2 separate regions of the Homo sapiens genome follow, and region 2 is linked to region 1. A link is an interaction called in ENCODE POLR2A ChIA-PET data of the cell type or tissue named here. Cell type or tissue: GM12878. All regions are shown on one strand.

Evidence for each region. ChIA-PET counts read pairs that join two places held together with the same protein. Peaks named below come from ENCODE experiments on the same cell type or tissue, not always from the same donor. Only the 100,000 strongest peaks of a DNase experiment are listed, where the experiment ranks them.
Region 2: POLR2A ChIA-PET joins it to region 1 with 5 read pairs; 2 of 35 experiments call an interaction of 5 or more read pairs at or near these places.

Annotation. Positions count from the first base shown.
Region 1 is chrX:19,856,614-19,860,613 of GRCh38, forward strand. All of the region lies in intron 1 of SH3KBP1 (SH3 domain containing kinase binding protein 1), which reads right to left. Among named protein-coding and RNA genes, the nearest start is that of SH3KBP1, 29 kb to the right of the region's middle. In GM12878, no CTCF peak of the experiment used is centred here; a DNase peak (open chromatin) is centred at 50; H3K4me3 peaks cover 705 bases; H3K27ac peaks cover 2,339 bases.
Region 2 is chrX:19,661,446-19,665,445 of GRCh38, forward strand. The region is part of intron 6 of SH3KBP1 (SH3 domain containing kinase binding protein 1); the gene reads right to left. Among named protein-coding and RNA genes, the nearest start is that of MAP3K15, 150 kb to the left of the region's middle. In GM12878, no CTCF peak of the experiment used is centred here; no DNase peak of the experiment used is centred here.

The DNA of each region.
Region 1 (4,000 bases):
AGGTCTCTTATGGAAAAAAAGCATTCTTCATTCTCCCCAACTTCCCCTCCCCAGAGGCAACTACAGCCTTCGAAAGGAACCTCATGGCCCTCAAAAGGAACCAACCCCACCAACACCTTGATCACAGACTTCCAGCCTCCCGGACCGTGAGACAACACATTTCTGTTGTTGAAGGTGCCCAATCCATGGTACTTTGTTCTGGCAGCCCTACAAAACTAACACAAGTATTTACATCCTTATGACTACACAAACATTACTAAAAGCCTAGCCACATGGTACACTAAGATTATGTTTCTTTCCTATCACTAGTTTCTTTTCCCCTAGAGCTAATACTAGTCTTTTTTTTTTTTTTTTTTTTTTTTTTTTTTTTTTTGCTTAGTGGAGAGTTCACTTAAAAATGGATTCAACTCCAAACTCATCCTCCCTGGTCTAAATCATCTCTCAAGAGGTCCATATGCATCAGATGGTCTGTCCATTTCATCCTCTCTCAGAGCTTTCCAACCTAAGGACTGGAGGCGGGGAGGGCAGGGTGAAAGCTGGGGTGCTCTAATCAATTGGCAAGATGGGCTCTGTCCTTGATACAAGCTCAAAAGACTGCATTATCCGCAAGTCTGGGGAGTAACTGGAGGTTTGGGAGCAGAGAGGAAGTATAACTATAAATATGTGTTCTCTGATGACACCTGCGGCAGAAGGACTCATGGGCAGAGGCTGCAGGTGGCAGGAACACACTAGTTAGACAGCAAACATGGTAAATCAAGTAGGGGAATGGGAACTTGAGATGAGGCAGGGGAATAGAAGCAAGGAGCTTGATTAAGAGACATTCCTGTGGCTGGGCCCAGTGGCTCACACCTGTAATCTCAGCACTTTGGGAGGCCAAGATGGGTGGATCGCTTGAGGTCAGGAGTTTGAGACCAGCGTGGCCAAGATGGTGAAACCCCATCTCTTTAAAAATACACAAATTAGCCAGGTATGGTGGCATGCGCCTATAATCCCAGATACTCGGGAGGCTGAAGCAGGAGAATCGCTTGAACCTGGGAGGCGGAGGTTGCAGTGAACTGAGATTGTGTCACTGCATTCCAGCCTGGACGACAGAGCAAGATTCTGTTAAAAAAACAAACAAACAAACAAAAACACCTGCGTAAACAGAATTCTATGCAATGTGAGTACAAGTAAAAACGGCCTTAATTAAAGATGAAATGACACCTTCCCTCCACACTAATTCCAAACTTCCTTGAATTCTACCTTTGCCACTATGATAAATTCCTTTTTTTAAAAAGGAAAGGGGCTGGGCACAGTGGCTCACACCTGTAATCCTACCATTTCAGGAGGCCGAGGCGGGTGGATCACTTGAGGTCAGGAGTTCGAGACCAGCCTGGCCAACATGGCGAAACCCTGTCTCTACTAAAAACACAAAAATTAGCTGGGTGTGGTGGTGCACGCCTGTAATCCCAGCTACTCAGGAAACTGAGACAGGAGAATCACTTGAACCCAGGAGGCAGAGGTTGCAGTGAGCCAAGATTGTGCCGCTACACTCCAGGATAGTTGACAGAGCAAGACTCCATCTTAAAAAATAAAATAAAAATAAAATAAATAAAATTAAATTAAAAAGGAAGAGGTTGCTTTCTAGGTAATCTGAAACAAAAGCCAGAAAAGTAAACCGGAGAATCATAAAGCTAAAAGAAAATCATATCGCCCAGACCGTGCTTCACAAAAAAAATAAAATCTCACCAGGTGCAGTGGCTTACACCTGTAATACCAGCACTTTGGGAGGACAAGGCAGGAGGATCACTTGAGGTCAGGAGTTCAAGACCAGCCTGGCCAACATAGTGAGATCCCATCTCTACAAAAAGAAAAACTGTTTTTAATTGGCTAGGTGTGGTGGTACACACCTGTAGTCCCAACTACTCCAAAGGCTGAGGCAGGAGGATGGCTTGAACCCAGGAGTTCGAGGCTGCAGTGAGCCATGATCATGCCACTATACTCCGGCCTGGGCAACACAGCAAAGCCCTGTCTCAAAAACAAAATCTCTAAAGATGCAGACTTTACTCAACAATTTATCTCAGTCAAGATCAAAAGTTCTCCATGATTTGTTATATATTCCATCATCACACTCCATATAGATTTGTGGCAGCTCCCAAGAATTCAACAAAACAAAAATATATGACCAATTAGAATCAGGAAAAATATAGCTAGAAGGTCAAGAGCTAGGAAAAGTTAAGGCATCAGTATGTACAGTATATGACCGCCATATAGAAACCTATCGCTTGGTCAAGCCAAGGTTTGTGTTGCCTCATAGCCAAAACAAAAAGAGAAACGTGATCAATTACATGGTTTACATTTTCCAACTGGAAAGGGACAAAAACTTGATAGAGAAAGAAAAGTAACTGGCAGAAAGAACTTCGCATATGAGGCTTTGTGTAGTACAGTGTTTTCAAGATGAAGGCAACCCAGGAACCCAGGTCACAAGAAGCATTTTTTAATGAAACAGAACTGCATAGAAAATATGAGAGCACATCAAATGTTTGTTGTGAAATTACTATTTTTTTTTTTTTTGAGACAGAGTCTTGCTCTGTTGCCCAGGCTGGAGTACAATGGTGCAATCTCGGCTCACTGCAACCTCTGCCTCCTGGGTTCAAGCTATTCTCCTGCCTCAGCCTCCTGAGTAGCTGGGATTACAGGCACCTGCCATCATGCCCAGCTAATTTTTGTATTTTTGTAGCAACGGGGTTTCACCATGTTGGCCAGACTGGTCTTGAACTCCTGACCTCAGGTGATCCACCCGCCTCAGCCTCCCAAAGTTCTGGGACTACAGGCATGAGCCACCATGCCCAGCCTGAAATTACTATTTCAATCATAACTAAAGACAGGTGTGTTTACAAGGCTGCAAGGTAAGATATATTTCTTACTGGAAGATAGTCCCCCAAATTTGAAAAACATCAAGAAGAAATATTAAGTGGACTTAATTTTCAACCCAACCCATGCCTATACCATCCTGCCTGGCTCTGGGTGGTGTGGAGCAAACTGTGCTTTCTGCAGCAAATCGTGGTCTTAACCCATTCTCCTACTGGTTCCTAGGCCTTTGACCCTGTCCAGTGGGCTTGTTTGCACCTTCTGGGCATTCCCCTAGTGGCAGCACCTTTGGACAAGTATAATAGGTTGGGCTCCCTGTCCCCTCCTGGCCTCTCAACCATCTGGCACCTGTCTCTGAGTCCACTTGCCATCTCCCTGCCCCACTGCATCTCAATCTCCCTTGCTTCTGTGAAAGCCTCAGTCAGGGATGGGAAACACAAAATAGTGCCTTTTTCTGCCTGCTCCAAACTGTCTCTTCTCCAGTTTCTCCAAGTTCCTTTTAAAATGTGAACCAAGTATTCATACATCCATTTTCATGGCAGCATAAATGACACTAGCCAAAAGGTAGAAACAACCCAAGTGTCCAAGAGATGAATGGCTAAACAAAATGTACTCTATCCATACTATGGAATATTATTCCCAGCCTTAAAAAGGAACAGGCCAGGCACAGTGGCACACACCTGTAGCCCCGGCAACTCGGGAAGCTGGGGCAGGAGGATCACTTGAGCCCAGGAGTTCAAGACTGTAATGCACTATGATCCCACCTGTGAACAGTGACTGCACTCCAGCCTAGGCAACACAGTGAGATCCCACCTCTAAAAAAAAAAAAAAAAAAAAAAAGAAGTACTGATACATGCTACAACATGGATGAGCCTCAAAAGCTAAGTCAAAGAAGCCAGACACAAAAGGATAAATATTGTATAATTCTACTTATATGAGGTACCCATAACAGCAAAATCATAGAGACAGAAAGTACAAGTGTGATTACCAGGGACTGGGGGGAGGGGGAATGAAAAGTAACTGCTTCATGGGTACAGAGTTTCTGTTTAAGATGATGAAAAAGTTCTGGAAACAGATAATGGTTACACAACCTTGAGAATGTACGTGATGCCACTGAATTGTACACTTAAAACGGTTAAAATCGTACATT
Region 2 (4,000 bases), 200 kb before region 1:
TCAACCAGTTAAAAATGTATGGCAAAAGGACTGAAAGTAAATATTTTAAAAAGTTAACAGTGATTGCCCCAGGGTGATTAAATTATCAGTTCTTTTTAGCTTTTTACTTTTTTTTTTTTTTTTTACTTTTAATGTTTCTACAAACTAGTTATTACTTTTAAAATCAGAAAAAATAAAGGTTGTTTTTTTTTTTTTTTTTGAGATGGAGTTTCGCTCTGTTGCCCAGGCTGGAGTGCAGTGGCGCAATCTCGGCTCACTGCAACCTCCGCCTCCCGGGTTCAAACAATTCTCCTGCCTCAGCCTCCTGAGTAGCTGGGATTACAGGCATGCGCCACCACGCCCAGCTAATTTTTGTATTTTTAGTAGAGACAGGGTTTCACCATGTTGGCCAGGCTGGTCTTGAGCTCCTGACCTCAGGTGATCGACCTGCCTTGGCCTCCCAAAGTGCTGGGATTACAGGTGTGAGCCACTGCGCCTGGCCAGAAAAAATAAAGTTCTAAGAAAATAGCATACACTGAGGTAGCGAAAAATGATGTTCTACCCCTCCACGTTATTGATGTCTTTCCATAAGGTCTGATTTGGTTTGCAACATCTCCCAACTAGAAATCATATGCAACTTTCGCTTGTGTGTCATTATATTTCCTTCTCCAAGTTATTAGTAAGGATGTTAAGAACATCAGATGTAAAATGAGTCATGACGGTAATTCGAAAGACACCACCCATATAGAATATTCCCTGCCATTTATCATCACCCTTTACTACTTATAGTTTTTCACAGTTAATATCTTCAGTGACTAGTAGATGACGTAATTTCCAATTCATGCTGTTCCAAATAAAGTATTGAGACATTGTATCAAAGGTTTTCAACCTCAAAAACATATTTCCTGCTCTTCTAATTAAACCCATGGATTCCTTATTCATACATCTGTAAGGGACTGAAAAAAAGAGTTAACTTCACTTTGTAACGTTTTTCATATATGCTCAAGGATAATGCTTATAGATTCCTTATCTCCCAGTATTTGAAGAAGTATTGATTTAAAGGCTGTGATCTATTTGCAGAGGATCCATAGCTTAATTGTTCAGTTTTCTAGCAGTTCTCTAGTTCTTCATGAGTAAAAATTCTTTTGAAACACAAATCAAAGTAATTACAGTTTCTCAAATGGGAGAAAAAACAAGTGTGATAAAAACCAGGCTCCCCAACTTTTGAGGTTCCACTTTTTTTCTCTATTACTCTTAGAACTATTTACTTCAGTATATCATAATTTTAAAATTATACAGATTTCACAGATACTTTCATTTCTCAGCTATTTGACAAGCATCTCCACTTAACATGAACATACTTTGATTTTGCTGACTTCAAAAACCAGGACTGACTTTTTTTTTTTTTTTTTAATGGGATTCAAGTTTGAGGTGGGGACAGATTCAGTAAATGTAGTTAAGATGAACCTTTTTGTAGAGTAAATTCTGGTCTGGTGAAGCAAAAGGTCAATAAAGTCTATACTTGGCTGTCATTCATATTCATTCATTCTTCCATTCATTTTAACTTCAGTTTAACAGCAAGTCTTGGGAGGAACAGGAGTCTTAAGGTTGTAAGTTATCTTTTAAGATGCCTGAGTTTTAGGCAAATTAAATCCTCATTATCTGAATAAATGGTAAGTCTTTCATTATTCATTTTGCATGTTCTCATCTTCCTGTACTAAAATATTTCCCCATTATTTTCTGCTTTCTCTGTAACACACACAAAGGCACCAAGCCACACAAAATGCAAAAGAAAACCCTCATTTAAAAAAACAAAACATGAAATCACCTATTTTAATCACGTGCTTCTTAAATGGTGCTTTTCGTGGTTGTTATTTTTTAAGAGGGATATTTTGTTTTTTCAGGAAGAGTAGGGGAGACAATGTGCACAGTAAAATATCCCAATTGATACATTTTTCTGGTCTTGAGAAATTCCTTGTCCTTTTCTATTACAATGGAGAATGTTCATTTCAATGTTCTCCACTTATAAGTTCCGGAGAGCAGCAGTCCTTCTTTGTGCCTTCCACAAAGACCTGCTATAGGCTCCGCACAGAGAAAACACAATAGAGATTCACGGAACATGGTGACAAAGGAAGATAAAGACCAGGAATGGTACTGTTGGAACTGACAACACATTCCCTACTCCTGAGATATTACATTTTATCTATTTCAGACATATAGGTTTCGGTTGGTTATCTACCCAAATTTATAGGGACTTTCAGTAAAAGATTTCCACATACTCCCCCCATAGGACAACGAAGAGTTTATCGACTCTCATTATTGGCTACTTCTCCATTATTTGCAATCTGATCACTATGCTTCAAGTTAAATGGGGCTCCCTGCTGGGCACAGTGGCTCACGCCTGTAATCCTAGCATTTTGGGAAGCCAAGGCAAGAGGACCACCTGACGCCAGGAGTTCAAGACCAGCTTGAACAATGTGGCAAAAACTCATCTCCACAAAAAATTTAAAAATTAGCTGGGCATGGTGGTGCACACACACCTGTAGTCCCAGCTATACAGGAGGCTGAGGCAGAAGATGGCTTAAGCCTGGGAGGTCGAGGAGGCTGCAATGAGCCATGATCATGTCAGTGCCCTCTAACCTGGGCAACAAAGCAAGACCCTCTCTCAATCAATCAATCAATGGGACGCCTCTTTCTCAGTCACCAGAGAGACCACAGAACAGTCAACTGTCAAATCCTACATAATATATCTCCTCATGGACTCCGTTTACTTGTCTCTCTCTACTGCAACGACCACTGTTTCTCTACCACTCCTGATTTCTAATTTCTTAACCATCTTCACTGCCTTATATCATCATGCCCTAGGATACCCTTACTTCTTTCTAGCCACTCAATTTCATGCCAAGATGATCAACTGCCAGTCTTCAACTGATATGGAAAAGTCAGGGTTGGGCTACACACAAACACACTGCTGCTCTATGGCCCCATAGAATGAATTTTATTACTTGGAAACTTAGTGATCACTCCCTGACCCAGCTGTATCTCTTTCAGCCTCTCATTAATTTTCTCAAGACCCCTTTTCATCTCTTATCCAGACCACTTTTCTCTTCTCCTGCCAGATGACCTATGACTAAAGGTCATAGAAACCTAGAGTTGTTTGAAATTTTGGGCACTGCGTACGAAAATAATACCAAAATGTCACAGATCCTATAACCCTTCACTGGAAAGTACAGCAAGGTTGTCCATGAATTACATTCTGCTCACCTCTACTGCATGTTGATATTGTGACAGGTATTGCTCAGGCAGATTACTTCCATGTGTGGGCATAGAGTTACCAGCTTCATAATGTTTTAGCCTCTTCTGAATTGAAAAAACAACAGTATTGTATGTCTACTTTCTCAGCTTCTAACAATGCCTGAATGTAAAGGGAGTAAAGGGGTTTGAGGCAAGATGAATATATGATTAGACACGTAAAATATACAAGGCATCTTGTTCTTCCAATGTAGTAACTAGACAATGCTAAGCACTGCATCAAGAGGACAGTTTTGCACGACTCTAGGATCTAAAAATATTGACACTTTTTACATCACTACTCCTCTTGTTATCGACTTTGTGAATAATCTAGAAAAGTTACCCAAGAAGTTCCAGAAAAGCTGCTTCTAATAGAGAGAGACAATGAGAACCCAACTAAGAATTCAAAATAAAAAGAACAGACTGAGCAGACGTTACCAAAACAAATGGAGCAAAACATATTAAAGTCACTGGTGGGTGAAAATTCTTAGCAAGTAAAAGAAGAAAAAGAAAATGAGGCAGTAAATCCATCTTTAGCATTTCTACCTTCCTCATTTTAAATGACAAAACAGAAATACAACTTCTGAGTGATACAGACCTCAACTTTCTGCCTTCACTTTGCCAAACCATGCCTATTTGATTCCTAAGAGTTCAAGGATAACTTTAATTGAGGTGACACTTCTGAGTCACAGGGCATTCGTAAAATGGCTTGAGGATGGCCTTTTGATAA